Linked DNA regions of Homo sapiens: region 2 is linked to region 1. The links are chromatin contacts, found by Hi-C or POLR2A ChIA-PET in ENCODE. All regions are on one chromosome and are shown on one strand. The core of a region is the stretch at or near the end of the contact, and the rest is flanking DNA. Distances in the headings are between cores, read along the strand shown. Region 1 has its middle 28 kb from the start of STOX2. Region 2 overlaps STOX2 (storkhead box 2).

Region 1 (7,801 bases), core at 1,987-4,486:
AGGTTGCGGTGAGCTGAGATCGCACCATCACACTCCAGCCTGGGCAACAAGAGCAAAACTCTGTCTCAAAAAAAAAAAAAAAAAAGGGAGGATTGGTTGATTTCTTTGGGTGTTGCATTCTAGGTTTCCAGAAGGTGCTGAGCCTGCCTTGACAAGCACTAAATGGTGACTGTGCTAGTAACACACGCAGCATGCAAGCTTCCTCCTGGAGCACTGTGCTGGGGGTTGTTTCCATAGATATTGTGGGATAGTAATGCCTCCCTTTACTGTCTCTTGGGTATGTTGAAACCGGGAAGTGAGACAATGCACATGAACATGCTTTGAGTTCTTTGGAAGAAAGCTACTTAAATCAGGCATATAATTAGTTTCATCACCATTATGTGTGTGCTTCTCCTGAAAATTGCCCAGGGAAGCTCCACAGTAAGGCAGGGCTGTAGTTGTACAAACACAAAGCTGCCAGGGCTGCACACCATGGAAATGGTGGTTTCCCCAGGATTGTAACTCCAGTGCTCTGTCATGACTCTGAAACGACACCTCCAATTGGAGAGCGTGGATGAGCTTCCTCCAGACTTGTGGTCTGCTCAGCTGAGGTCCGGGTACTTGCCTTCTGTTTCATGAGACCTCATCCTTTTCCCTACATGGGCTGGATATCTGAGACAGTGTGGCCTGTGGCTCCCATAAGTAAGTGGCGAGCGGACAATCATTCTGCTTTCCTAAGAGATGGGCATTCTGACTCAGATGTGGTTGTACCAATATCTTAGCAGATGGCAAGAAACAGATTGCAGAGACTTGGAGAAAAAAAAATGTCACGGATGTGTCCAACCCACTTTTGGAGCTGTAGCCCCATTTGGGATATTTTCTTATCAGTGACACTGGGAGAAAGGCTTCATCCCTTGGTAAAAGTGACCCTTTTGCATGCCATTTTTCTTTGGTTGTGCAGGGGGTTTTATTATTTTCTTCAACCCTAGCCTCCCTGCAGTCATAACTGAATAAGAAAGTCTCTTTGTATTTGCTCCCTTTTAGAGAAGGAGGACAGTCCTTAGGTTTACAGAGGTTCTCTTTAAGCAACTGCAATATTTGATTGACTCCTGGAAAGCTCAGAGTCTCAGGAGGACTGAAGATTATTAATGAGCTTTTACCTTTGTTGTGTATTTTAAAATGTACTTATTATTCTAAGCAATTATACAGAACTCTTTCTAATAGCATTTTTGTTCTTGATCTGTAGAACAGGGCACTTATATATGCAGAGACTATATATATATATTGGCCGGGCGCGGTGGCTCACGCCTGTAATCCCAACACTTTGGGAGGCCGAGGCGGGCGGATCACGAGGTCAGGAGATCGAGACCATCCTGGCTAACACGGTGAAACCCCGTCTCTAGTAAAAATACAAAAAATTAGCCGGGCGAGCTGGCAGGCGCCTGTAGTCCCAGCTACGCGGGAGGCTGAGGCAGGAGAATGGCGTGAACCCAGGAGGCGGAGCTTGCAGTGAGCCAAGATCATGCCACTGCACTCCAGCCTGGGCGATGGCGAGACTCCGCCTCAAAAAAAAAAAAAAAAAAAAAAAAAAAAAATATATATATATATATATATATATATATATATATATATATAAAACTTAGAATTTTGCAGTGTGAATTAAGTTTACATGTTGTGGGATAGCTTTGGTTTCTGTGATTTCTCAAGAACAGAGTCACATACATCTCAAGAGCTCCTGTCCTTCCACTGTCTGCAGACTTAGTGGCCCTGGGCTGCCTCTTTCCCTGACCAACATTTGTCTCAAGTAGTCACCAACAATGCCCATATTATTACAGGGTGATGGGGACTGTGGAGAAACTGAGTTCTAAATTTCTCTTCTTGTCTTTATTCTCTTAAAATAAGGAAAGTCCTTCTTTCTCTCCCTTCCCTCCGCTTCCTCAAGGCTTTCATGGTAGGTGGTGGTGAATACCTTGGCTGGGGTTTTAGAAGATGGGGCAGGGGAAGGAGGCAATTGTGGTTTTGTTTTCTGTTCCTTATTGATAGCACTTCCGCAGAGGCCAGTGGCTTTTCTAGGGAGAGTCTGTGTTTGCCCCAGGCGAAGCCTCCCATTTTATGGAGGAGCCTGTGATAGTCGGGACTGTGTTCCCTGGAGGGCTCCCTCTCACTGTGTGGGAGCCCGAGGCCTGGTGGAGCGGGCTTTGCAGCCTCCTCCTTTCATGCAGCAGTAGCTGGTGTCTCCTTTGCAAAGCCCTCTAAGAAAATTGAGTGGCAGCCTGTGTTTTGTCAAAGAAGGATGGAAGAGGAGGGTATACTTAAAACCTGGGTCTTGAGAGGATGAGCTCCGCTCGTTTTAGTCTCACATGAGTACTTTTATCATTATTGTTGTTGCTATTATTGGAGACAGGCAGGAGTCAAGTGCCATGATGGTGGCCCACTGCAGCCTTGACCGCCCAGGCTCAAGCGATCCTCCCATCTCAGCTTCCCGAGCAGCTGTGACCACAGATACATGCCACCACGCTGGGCTAATTTTTTAAAAATTTATTTGTAAAGATGGGGTCTTACTATGTTGCTCAGGTCCATCCAGGGAGGAGTGATCCTCCTGCCTCAGCCTCCCAAAATGCTGGGATTACAGGTGTGAGCCACTGCACCTGGCCACATGAATACTTTAGATACTGTTGACCAGAGGCCCCATATCAGCTAGAATTGTTGCAGGTGCATGTTGCCTATGTTCACCTTGATCCCCATGAGTTCTCCAAGAGGTGCAGATCTCTTGATGACCCAAGCTCTGCGTCTTGCAGACACCTGAACCCTGTGTCTGGCCCACACAGTTCTCTGACAGAGACTGTCTACAATTTGAACTTCAAGGGGCGACTCCCAGGCGGTCTGATGCATTACCCCTGACTTGGCCAGGTCCCAAGCTCTTGGCAGCCTCCCAGACTGCAAAGGCTGTGCGTAATGGCTTTCCAGAGAGTGTGCAGCAGGCCCGGGAGGCCTGGGCTCCTTTCCTTTGGGGGAGATGCCAGCTTTGGCTCAGCCTCCTGGTTGGCTCTGACCAGGAGGTCAGATAAGTGGATGACGTAAGTGGATGACGGATAGGCTTCTTGGTATTCCTTGTTTATGGTATTAATAACCAGACATGGAACTGCACCAGAAAGGAGGTTTTTAAAAGTGAAAGTAGTTAGTCATGTTGAGCCGGGATGGCAAGGAGAGGTTGCCAGCGCCAGTGGTTTGAAAGGTGCTGAGGCCCCACCTGTATGGAGGCAGCCGCTCAGGGTGCCTGCTGAGCTGTCAGTAGTTCTCATTGTCCCGTAGGGGACCCAGCACCTCCCCTCCTCTCTGCTGCCCAGCCCTGTGGCCTGAGCCAAGTCGTTCACGGCTGCGCCTCCCACTTTCTTGTCTGCAGAGCGAGTGGGGTTGCCAGGAAGGTCATGTAAACCAGTGAAGTGGGCCAAGCGGGCATTCTATTCTGACGTTTCTTGAAACGTGCACAAAGCCCTGTGAGTTCCATTGTGAGTGCGAATGGAGAAGCGTTTTCTAGACTGAGAACGGTTGACAGTAGTTCCTGCATCCTGGAACATGGCCGTGCCGTTCAGTCTTTGTGTTGGGGAGGGTCTTGGAGAATGTGTGGCCCCTCTATAGGGCCACCACTCGGCTTCAGGAAAAAAGGCCCATACTATGAGACTGTGTTTTTTGGGTTTTTTTAATGCTATAAATCTGTAAAACTTACCCAATTTCAAAAAATATGATGAGGACCAAAACTAAAAAAATTATATGTGGGCAGAATTTGCTGAGTCTTCCATCTTTGGGATAAAAACAATCTCTTTTAGCTCTAAGTTCTGTGAGTCTCTGATTCTTGCTATCCCCTGAACTAAAGTCCTGCTACTCAAAGCGTATGGTCTGGGGACCAGCACGTCAGCATCTCCTTTGAGCTCAAGAGAAATGAAGAATCTCGGGTCCGCACACAGACCTACAGGATCTGCATTTTAACCAGATCCCAAACATTTCCAGAAAGATGATGCTAAAATGTTTTGGAGTAGGGGAAACATGAACACCAGCCAGTATGTTAGCATGAATCTGGTTTTCAGGTTAATTCACTGACCAAAAGAATCAATGGATCAGAGCATATAGAGATTACTTTTGACCAAGGGAGAAAATAGGGTCTGTAACTTTGTTGCAGAGCCGTTTTGCATGCTCTGTATGCGTGCTCTGCACAGTGGAGTGGGACGCATGGAAGCTTTGAGTTTCTGGTTGAGGATAAAGCGTTATTAACTTTATTAAGAATTTTAAGCACCTGCCTCATGCCGCACTTCCGCTGCTGCTGCTGCTGCTGCTGTGTTTTTGAGAAGGAATCTCGCTCTGTCTCCCAGGCTGGAGTACAGTGGGGCGATCTTGGCTTACTGCAACCTCTACCTCCTGAGCTCAAGTGATTCTCGTGCCTCAGCCTCCCAAGTAGCTGGGACTACAGGTGCCTGCCACCACACCTGACTAATTTTTTTTTTCTTTTTACTTTTAGTAGAGACGGGGTCTCACCCTGTTGGCCAGGCTGGTCTTGAACTCTTGACCCCAAGTAATCTGCCTTCCTCGGCCTCCCAAAGTGCTGGGATTACAGGTGTGAGCCACAGTACCTGGCTTATGCCACACTTTCACATAATTTATCCTATTAAGCCCTGACAACAGTATCTTGAGGTAAGAATTATCACTTGAAGTTTTTAGACCTGGAAACTGAGTTGCAGAAAGCTTGAGGAACCATCCAAGGCCACTTGCTTGCTAGGAGAGGAAAGAGCTGTGATTTGCACCCAGGAGATCTAAGAAGAGCTTGTCCAGTGCAAGCTTCATTTATACAACTCTGCCATGGCCTGCCCTTGCTGGAGACATTTTTAGATTCAGTGAACCTGCCTGGTAAAGGTGCCATTTGTAGAATTCCCAGGAATAAGAAAAACTAAAATGCAGGCCTTGTAATGCTGCTCCAAGTTTATTCATTATGTTTTGTTTTTTGGTGTTTTTTGAAACAGCTATTACTTAAGCTTTCATTGGTGGTTTTGGCCACGGAAAAGCAGCTACAAAATAAGAAATATTTGTCACTTCATAAGGACCAATTATTCTGTTTTAACAGTCGTTTTCTGGGTTTAATCCAGCAAGTTGGGTCCTGATTTTGATTTGGAATTAGAATTACAGACAATAGCAAATTGAGAACATACATGCAATCTTGGTGTTGAAAGAAAACCAAATGAGTGTGAATCTAAAAAGCATGTTCATTGTGCACCTTTAATGAAAAAATTTTCTGTATAACGACCTCTTCAATTTAGTATTTAACATTTCAAAGGACTTTGAAGGACTCTGCCTTCTCAAAAGTTGTCAAAGATTTTAGCTATTGTCATCATTAGACTTCAAAGCAGAAACTGCAGGCTATTTTAATGCCAATGCTTTTAATCCTAACCTTTGTATTGAGATTAGGAGCACAAAGGATGGCCCGTAAGGGGTGAGCTGAGTTTTTCTATTTTGTTTTCTTTTTCTTTTCCCTAAAGATTTACAGTGAAAGCTCTGCTCTCTAGAATTGTTCTTTACTCATGGATAGTTTTTTTTTTTTTTTAGGTCTAAACTATTTTGAAATCTGCACAATGGTGTCTGTTATTAAAAAAGAACAGCCACAGTAATGAAAGGACTTGGCACTTACAGATCAATTTCATGTGCCCACAGCCTGTTTCTGTAAAAGATCAAGAGCCATAAATCTCTCCCAAATTATCTGTGTTTGTTATTATTTTAGTGTTTGAAGATTAGACGTGTGTATGGGGTGAAGGAGTTGGTGAGAATTATGTGTAGAGACCCCAGGCAGCCTCAGGCCAGCCTCGCGAAGGCATGTCCCCGGGCTCACTGCCACCCTCTCTCTCACCATCTCATCCTTCTTCACCTCCATGAGCCCTACACACATCCCTTGTACGCCTTTCTGCTCTCGGCCCATACATCAAGCATGGACATATTTGTGCAGTGTCCTCACGGAGCAAAAACAGAAGCACACGGTGGCTCTATGCTGGCCTCACTCTGGAGGAAACCACAGAGCTCCGGCAATGAATAGTTTCTCGGGTGTTTGTGCATCGCACGAGTTCACAATGCGGCTGGGCGCTGGGATACAGTGAGTGACTTTCTCTTCTCATGGGCCCTAACATCAGGTAGGCTTGTGTAGCCGTAAGTTAAGTGAGCCGCATCTCCATGATCTCTTCTGTCCCTGGCAATGTCAGATGCCTCGCGTTGGTGTGGCACCTTTCACCATTTCTCCACGGACAACTCCATCTATTAATTTCTTGGAGAAATCTGGAGCCCAGATTTAGGGGGCTCAAGTGGCATAGTTGATTTGCTGCTGATGAGTGGAAGGAAGGGTTAGTGGGAACCTGTTGGGTCTATGGCCAGCTTTGGAGGAGGCTTGGGGGATGGGAGCAGGATGCTAAATACAGGGAAGAGGGGTGGGGTGTACTTGAGAAGAACGTGGGGGGATGGCGCATGGCAATGAGAGGCGATAGTACGACATGGTGCAAATCGTACCACGTCGGAAGTCAGAGACCTAGGGCCTAGTCCACTTGGTGCTGCTAACTAGCTACAGCCTTAGGAAAGGAATTTGGTGCCTCAGTTTCTTTTCTTTTTTCTGTTTTTTTAGAGACGGAATCTCGCTCTGTTGCCCAGAGTTGCATGATCTTGGCTCACTGCAACCTCCGCTTCCCGGGTTCAAGCGATTCTCCCACCTCAGCTTCCCAAGTAGCTGGGACTACAGGCATGCACCACCATGCCCAGCTAATTTTTGTATTTTTTTAAGTAGAGACGGGGTATCACTGTATGTTGGCCAGGCTGGTCTCGAACTCCTGACCTCAGGTGATCCGCCCGCCTTGGCCTCCCAAAGTGCTGTGATTACAGGCATGAGCCACCGTACCCTGCTGAGTTTCTTTATCCATATACTGTGAGTGCAGGAGCAGATGGATTTAAAAATCTTCAGATTTAAAAGTCTTCTTTTTCAGTTATTAGACGATTTGATTCTAAAGTATCCAGGTATAAACCAATCAACCAACCAACCAACTGATCAAACAAGCCAGAAGTCTTTTCATGGAGGAGAAAAACTGTGAATTTTGCAGAACGATTGATTGAAAGCTACTGTTAGAATTTTAAGAAGAGAATGTCACAGCCAGATCAGAGATAAAGATAATTTTTTCATCTACATTCAACATGTCCAGAAAAAGTATGTTTGGAGACTAGGAGAACAGAAAAGATGGCACTAAAATGTTTAGGTTAGAATTAACTTGGGGCCTTCGTCTGATAAAATGAGAGATGAAGAGAAAAAGATGGAGCCAGCAAAGTTTGTGAAAGAGACAGCAGAAAGCCTTGACAATGTCTCTGTTAGATGTTTTCCTCTCATTTTACAATTTGAACAACCAACATGAAATTTTAGCATTTTACCTTGGACAGATAAAGAACATTGTGGGGTAATATTTTTGCCTGTTTGATAACTTACTTCTGAACAGGATTTTTTTTTTCACCTGTGTACAGACTCTAAGGAGGAAATTTTTTCAAGAAATACACGTGATTGTTGGAGAGTTAAAATTTAGACCATTGTGTGAAGCTGTTAACGTCTGTCTCATTGGCTGTGGGAAGAAGAGTGAAAACATTCTCTAAATATAATCAACAGAGCTGTAGGGTGGTACAGGTCTCTTCAAGAGCCTTTCTGCCTTCAATGAGACTGAAGTAAATTGCCTTTTCTGAATTCCCCAAGGGCTGCTGAAGTTACTCGCAAGCTCAGAGATTGTCTAGGAAAGAGGTGCAGCCACACCATCAAGAGGTG
Region 2 (7,801 bases), core at 2,219-4,718, 110 kb after region 1:
ATCAGGGTTCTATTACAGAGTAGAATGCATAGACTGTATGAATTTCAGGGCGTCTTCACAGTAGAATCTAATTGTTTTTCCTCTGCATATTGGGGGCTTCTGTGGGCCTCCATCATTATTCTCTGCAGTTTAAATACTAGATACGAGATAGAAACGTCTGAGATACACTCAGGCATGTTTTAACCCAGTCGGTTGGAAATAAATAGTCTGTAAATCCAAATGCTGTGTAATAAAATTGTAATGGAGAAGGGCAACACTTCGTTTTTCTGTGCTGTCTCATCGTTTTCTTATTGTTTAATGTTAAAACAACAAATTTAGAATCTGGCTTTTTAACTGAAAAATCATAAGCTCCTCAGTTTTTCCTCGTTTTACTTTCATCTTTTCCTTACGTGTCTTCTTTAGATATTGATTAGAACAACTTAGGGCAGAAAAATAGTTTATACCACAATGTGGTATGGAAAAAATTAGATATCTGCATACTTCATTTGTAATTTTTTATCCAAAGTGCACCTGCGGCTGGGCGCAGTGGCTGACGTCTGTAATCGCAGCACTTTGGGAGGCCGAGGCAGGGGAATCACTCGAACCCAGGAGGTAGAGAGGGTGCAGTGAGCCAAGATTGCACCAGTGCACCCCAGCCTGGGCAACAGAGTGAGACTCTGTCTCAAACAAAACAAAACAACAAAACGCAAAGTGCATCTGGAAAAGCCTTACAGTTGACTTTTCTTTCGATATATTTTACAAGGTGTTGTGGAGTAATGGAGGGACACCTGCACTGAGAATCAGGGGACCTGAGTGCTAGTTCTGGTTTTGCTAGTAAATCTTTGCAACCTGGGCAAGTCACCTTCCCACTTTGGGCTCTAGGATTATATACGATTAAGTGATGATGTACTAGATGTTTTTCTGTGTCTCCTCCAGCTCTTACCTGCACTTATTCAGTATTCCCAATCCTATGAGAATTGACTTTTGAGAATTTAAGTAACAGAATAGCCATGTTCTTCACTTCATGTTCATAGTGTTGCTCTCTAATACTTGTAAGAACACCAAGTGTATTTTTTAAAAGTATTTCGTTTCCTTACATATACAGTGCAAGGAAATCTTACCCAATTTAATTGAAATGGTTTCTTCCACCACTTAGTCAATCCTGGGCTATAAAGGCCCTAAAAATGTAGGAACTTTCTGTTTTCCAAACTGCTTTTGTTGAGTTTTTAATTTGTGTCTTTTTTTAAAAAAATCAATTTTATGCAACTAAGAAAGTATAATCTGTTATTGGTGCCCAGGGTTTTTGTTTAGAGAATTTCTCCTCTTCCCTTTATTTCTCAGTTTGTGCTAGTATTCTACCCTGGGCACTACTCCAAATGTCAGGCTACTGCTATAGCACAGATAGTCTTTTCGATAGATTCTGGGGAGGTAGTGTTAGGTGCGTTGTGAAACTCATGCATTTCTGATAGCATTGCAGTATTTCATGTTGGAAATGTTGGATAGTACTTTTGTGAAACAGAAAAGTTATCTCACGTCTCTCTGCTTCTCTCTGTTCCCTGGTTAAGCACTCTTTACATTTTGTTCACTCTCTCACAGTAGGCTTTTACCTTGCCTCAGTAATTATCTTTTCCTTTGGATGCATCCTATACCCTGTTGCCTGCATAACCTAAACATTCAGCATGAGGAACATCTCCCCTGTAGAAACCTTTAATGCCATTCTCCAGGTATTTAATGTTATCTTTATCCCAGCCTGACTGACTCTTTGGCCTTGTTGCTACCAATCTCCTTCATAGATCCCTCCAACCCAGCCATGCTGAATCTACCACCAGCCATTCTCCAAAACATCTTAGACTGTCTAACCACATCGTCTCTGTTCATACTGCCTTGCTGCCTGGAAAGACACTCTCATCTTGCCTCTCCCCACCCCTTTACTCGCCCATCCTGTGTGGCTGCCTCAGTGCCTCTTCCTTCCTGAAGCACCTCTCAGTTCCCTCCATGCTTCCTTGATGGCGCTTTTCTCATATCAGAAATAACCATCTTTCTTTGCTCTCCTGGTCCTCTTTCCCTCTTTGCCTTGAATGACATAGATGCTGATGTTGAACAATGAATATAGGAGCGGTACTCATTCATCGTTACTGTGACCTCAGCCACATGCTAGGATCTCACGTGCTGTGTTTTATAAGTGTGTTTTGAGTCGAAAGGAGGTTTAGTGGAATATTGTCACAGACTAGGATTGTTTTCTCCCCGACTGGTGCAGTCTTGAAAAAGGAAGAGAATCTTGACACCGCAGACTTCTGAGTTGTGATAGGAGTCCAAGAAGTCCCTGGGGGAAGCCGCGTCTGACCATATTGTCAGCATCCCTTCCCTCCTGGGAGTTGCCATGAGCTTATAAATGTTTTTGGAGAATGGAGGTGTCAGGCTTCTTTGGGAGGAGACTTACTAAGGGCCATCTAGCAAATGCTGAGTGAAACTCATTGCAAATATAAAGTGGGCCATTTTCCTATCCATTAAAGACTGTTCTTTAAATTTTTTTTAATTGATTAATTTTTAGAGAAGGATCTTGCTCTCTTTCCCAGGCTGAAGTGCAGTGGTGCAATCATAGCTCACTGCAGCCTTGAACTCCTGCCCTCAAGTGATATTCCTGCCTCCCAAAGTGCTGGGATTACAGGCATGAGCCACCGTGCGCCATGTTCTGAATCTGACCTTGGGCCACCCCTCTTGCCTTCTCTTCCTCTACTTCCCAGTAATGAACCCTCAGCCCCAGGCAGGCCTGCCTGCCTTATGATCCCCACCTCCCTCCCATCCACACCTCCACACCTTGTCCATGCTTCCTCCCTGCAGGTCAGTCCTCTCCTTCCTTCAGCATAGATTTAGGGTCTGCTGTTGGCTAGCCACTTTCAGGGATATACCTGTAAACACAAAACATGCAAAAAGTATCCCTGCTCATGGAGCTTATGTTATGACATATGGGCTGTGCTTTCTCTTTTCTTTCACCTGTCCAGATTCTAGAACAAGTTGGCCTTTCCGTGGAAGCCATTGCTGACTGTTTCGACCCCGGTTCTTTTCTTCAAAATTCTTGGGGGCACTGGTTACCTGTTCCTCCCCTTTGAAATACACTGCCTTGTATTTTTGCACTTTTTATATGTGAGTATCTTACCTCCTCAAGTACATTTGAAGCTTCTTGAGGGCAGACACCATGTCATTTGTCCATGAGAGAGTGTGCACCAAGGTTTGTATACTCCATATGTACACAACCTTAAAGATTAAAATTTAAATTCCTGAACTGACCATAGGACTTTGCAGTTAGGCACCTGATAAATATTTTTAATTGATTTAATGGTATTTATTGCTGTCTGCTTTTTCAAGTGGAGCAGCTCTAAGAGCATGCGAGACCATTAGCCATCAAGCGTTTATTAAGATCCTCCCCGTGTCCCTATGTGACGCTGCTATTTAATCTGCTGCCAAGGACGCAGGCGAGTGCCAAGCACAGCCTCTGCCCACACTTCATCAACTGAGCAAATCACCTCTGCGGTCCTCTGTGTGATGTTCGTAAAGCTTTACTGTAACACCGAAGCTGTTATCCAAAGATGTAAGAGGCACGGGGCCAGGAGGAGGACTGCTAATGATGGCTGCATGTGATTCTTGAGCTCATCTTGCCATCAGACGCCGAGATTTAAAGCATCAGCAGACCGTTCTTGTCTTTGTTTCTCAGTGGAGGCCAATGGTGTCCATTATGAAACCCACCGTACTCTCGGTAGGGCAGCAAGATGAGCTTGTGGTGGTTTTGCCTGACCGTGTATATTCTTTTCCATGGTCCTTCAATAAAAGTCTACTCAGGGGCAGTCGTTAGGGGTCATAGACCCCAGCAGAAGCAACTTCTACGGGAGACCCCACTTGTGACCTTGACCTCATTGGTCCATGTGCCAAGTAAGCAGATTGTGTTCAATCTAAATTTAAAAATTGACATATAGGTTTTGACATTTTTTTGTTTACAGTGGCTTTTTTATTTTAATTATCAAGAGGTAACACGTGTTGTTGAAAGAACAGACTTTCAACAGCAATGGTTGTTGAAGATGATTCATGTAGGAAGTCTGTAGAACAGCATACATAAACGTGTAAAAGGTAAAATTGACTTTCAGTGGCTGAAAGAACAGACTCGAGAGCCAGCTGCCTTGGGTTGAAATCCCATCTCTGCCGTTCACCAGCTCTGTGAGCTTCAGGAAGAGAGTTCCCCTCTTTAAGTGGGGCTCACACCAGTACTTAACTTTCAGAGTCCTTGTGAAGATGATGTGAGTTTCTAAGTACAGACATACTAGGCCCATATATAGATGAAAACATGCATGCTTGGATATTAGAAATTATGACTACATTTTTATTTGTACATTCTCATCCCTTCGAGTATTTGGATTTTTTTTCTTTCTCCACATATTTAACCTTTCATAGATCATAGAAGAAACTTGTGTCTTTAACTGTCAGGAGGTGGTACAGTGACCCAGGGCTTCCCAGAAGGCTCTTACACTGCCAGGACTACAGATATGTCTGTTTAGATATGAATTTGTAATACATTTGTTATATGCTTCCATCATTGCATTCTTAAGGTGCGTGTGCTTATTAGGCACCCTGTCTGACCTTACAGTGATCAGACCACGCCCGACAGGAATGGGCTGGATTACATGGGTTTGGGTGGATTTATATCCAACAACACAGCCAGACTTAAAGAGGTTTGATGAAAGGCGAGTGGCTTTGTTTGGAGGCGCTGGTGCTGGGCCCTAGGCTCAGTCTGTGGCATGCATGAGAAGCTAGTGGCTTATCAACGAGGAGAGAAAATCATACCCTAGAAGGGAAAATCAAGACCGTATTTGGTTAAGTATGTGGAGAAAGAAAAAAAAAACAAATACTTGAAGAAAAGGGATGAGAATGTATAAATAAAAATGTAGTCATAATTTCTAATATCCAAACATGTATGTTTTCATCTGTATATGGCCTATTAGGTCCTTATATGCTTCTGATCAAGCATACAAGGTAAAATTGATGAGGCTGTTAAAAAGTGCATCAGTAGCAGTTGGTGTGGAACACATTCTCAAGGGGGTCACAGGGTGACAGATAGTCCAGGACAGGGAGGAGACAGTGCCACGGGGAGGACTCAGCAGGAGGATGCCACGTCGTCAGAGGGAAATGGATACGCCAGACCAGAGCAAAGGGGGGACCCCAGGAGGGCAGAGGATGTGAAAAGCGTTAGGTGGTTGAGGGCATGGAAGACGTTTTATTTAATAACATTCAAAGCAAGCATCTCAATGGATCAGTAGATGAATATATAGTCTGCATGCCTGCTGAGTGTCCCAGACTCTAGGCAGCTAGAGAAGAGCTGATCTGGGCACAGGGACCTGGTTAGTGTTTGTAGCTATCGGATGGGTGATGGCGCAGAAGCGGGTTATACGTTTTGTAGCCTCCCGAGGACAGAATGGATGTCACTGTGCAGGGGTGACAAGAGACGCTGATTTGAACTCAACTCACAGGGGGGCCTTTGCCAGAGCCTGAGCTCTGTTGGGGGAGGTTCTGGAGGACAGGCTGAATCACCGGAGTCAGGAGAGGATAGGACGCTTTCAGGATTTTAGCCGGGAGACCCACGTGGGGACCCCTGTAACTCTGAGTTTCGGGGGCGCCTTATGAAGAGCTTCAGTGCATTTCCCATCTTTGCTGGCACCCCACATTTTGTGCCCCTGGTAGCTGAGCTGCTGGGTTCATGAGGATGTGGGAGAATTTGCTGCAGAATCGTCTGCCACCCACCTCTATGGGTTTCTGAGAATGAGATAATTTTTCGGTTATCCGGATCCTGAGCGGAGGCAGCGAGCGGTGCCTGTTTTGGCGTTATTGGATTTGGGAGAGTTCGGCAGTACCACTGCCGTGAGATTCGTTTCCTTGGCCTCTCTGACTCCATTTTTCTCGGGTTTTATGTGGCTGCTCTACTCCTTCCATTGTGTTCTCTCTCTCAACTGCCGCCCCCGTCTTCCTCCTGAGATGTTTACGTGTTGCTTCTTGCACTCTAAATAAAGACTACATGTTTTCTCTGCTGGCATAAATTCCTCTGTGTGTGTGTGTGTGTCGGTGTGTAAATGCATGTCCGCAGGTGTACACGTGAGTGATTCAGCCTGGGGTTCACAATGAGCGTGGCACCCGTAGTGCAATGAAAAGGACATTTTTATGCAGATACGTGATTCATTTTCACCTTGCTGATCTTAGCCGTAGACATTTTTAAGAAACAGGGGAGGAACCAGCCACCCCCCAAATCCCATGAATCCCACTTCTCGGTGCGATTGGAGTTGTGTTGTAAGCGCAGGAGAGGCTCCTGCTGAGAGCGAGCTCCTGACATAGTGACCTCATTCCCCACGCCGCCCTCCTCGCAGCGGCAGAAGCCGCACTGGCTGGTGCTGGGTGAGCTCCACCGCTGCCCGGGCTGCGAGCCTGACGGCTGTGTGTCGGGAATGACGAGACCCAGGCTTGCAAAGACTTGCACGGCAACTGGAATTTATGACAAATAGCTCACTGCAGCTAAACTTTGATACAGTGTACAGTAGAACCGCCTGTTACACACAGGAGGGAGACGCGTCCTTCGTCACCATGCAAAGCCAGCCTTAACACAACATAGGAAAATGTGGCAGGTCTCTAATTACGGACTGGTGAGTATATGACGCCAGATCAATTTTAATGTGTGTGTTCTCTCTTCAAGCATCTGGAGGTATGTGCCCTTTTTACCTTTTTCATGATTAAAAAAATATGAGTTGGTGCTAATGCATGGGAGGGGACCTGGGCCCCTTGGAGAGGAGAGTGTGCCCCTCGCCACCCCGCGCCTGGGGTACATTCTGACCTCGCGTCTCCGCACTGCACAGACAAAGGAGCCTGCACAGACAAACAGAGGCTGTAGCTTTTCTTGGAGCGATGACTCATTTCAGTTCACAAAGGATTCTGGGCAGGGCAGTGAGAAGTCAGGTTGGCTGATCCGTCCCTGTGACTTCACTTTGCAGAGAACAAGCAGAAGAGGAGTGACACTGCAGATTCCGAGGCACTGCAGTGGGATGTTGGCTCAGCAAGTGGCTGTGATGTACGGGATAGGCATGGAACAGGATTCCAGCTGTTCCATGCAAATAGGATAAAAGAATGGTAAAGAGGATTCCTTTTTTTTTCCCTCCTCAAAACGTTACCAGCAAAGTACATTCACAGAGCCTTTTTAAGGTGCCTTTTGCCAGCTTTTGAACTGAACTTGTACCAGTATCTCAAGCCCTGAATTGTAAGAAGAGCTGAGAGTTCTGGAACTCATTTTTAAAAAGTAGATCTACGAAGGTAAAGTACCAGATTCCTCTTGTGTTCCACGGGCCCTCAGTAGCCAATCTGAAATGCTCATTTAGGATACTATGACTTGAAACTTTACTCTTTCTTCTTATTCCAGATTCTAGGACGTCCGTTTCTGTTACTGGCTCCTTCTTGTGCTTGGATGCAGCTCCCTAGCATGCACCAGGCTTTAGCGTCAGTGCTACCTGGGGGATGGAGCCAGTCCAGAAAGGGCCAGGTAGGTTTCCCCTGCTTTTATTTCAACAGTTGTTGTGTGCAAAGGAATATGGTGAAATGTCAGCACCACCCGTGAAGAGGGTGCACGGTCCTCTGAGAAGTCTTGCTGTTCCGCTCCTCCCGCAGCCTCAATCTTAGGCAGTCCAGGTCCTCCCACTGTGGGCTGCCCACCACACACGACCTCACCAGCCCAGGTCATCCCAGAGCTGCTCACGGGGACCGAGAAGTCCACAGCAGCAGGATTTGCCAATAGGAAATA

Evidence for each region. Hi-C counts contacts between places; a loop is a spot of excess contacts on that map. ChIA-PET counts read pairs that join two places held with the same protein, here RNA polymerase II (POLR2A). Pooled maps may share reads with other maps.
Region 2: a loop to region 1 is called in a map of transverse colon, with 2.9 times the contacts of the local background. The contact joins two enhancer-like sites. A Hi-C loop is called at or near these places in 8 of 168 maps with a recorded cell type or tissue (Right ventricle myocardium inferior, ascending aorta, cardiac septum and 5 more) and 13 of 50 pooled maps. POLR2A ChIA-PET finds 5 or more read pairs at or near these places in 4 of 52 experiments (HEK293T, Panc1, SK-N-SH and 1 more).

What each region holds. Positions count from the first base shown.
Region 1 is chr4:183,873,380-183,881,180 of GRCh38, forward strand. It overlaps a transcript of STOX2 not described here. Among named protein-coding and RNA genes, the nearest start is that of STOX2, 28 kb to the right of the region's middle. RefSeq lists an enhancer at 4,992-5,744. Within about 2 kb of position 3,237, at least 23 of the 41 ENCODE cell types and tissues checked have a DNase peak (open chromatin) inside an H3K27ac peak, as active enhancers do.
Region 2 is chr4:183,981,275-183,989,075 of GRCh38, forward strand. The region is part of intron 1 of STOX2 (storkhead box 2); the gene reads left to right. Among named protein-coding and RNA genes, the nearest start is that of STOX2, 80 kb to the left of the region's middle. RefSeq lists an enhancer at 6,663-7,449. Within about 2 kb of position 3,469, at least 2 of the 41 ENCODE cell types and tissues checked have a DNase peak (open chromatin) inside an H3K27ac peak, as active enhancers do.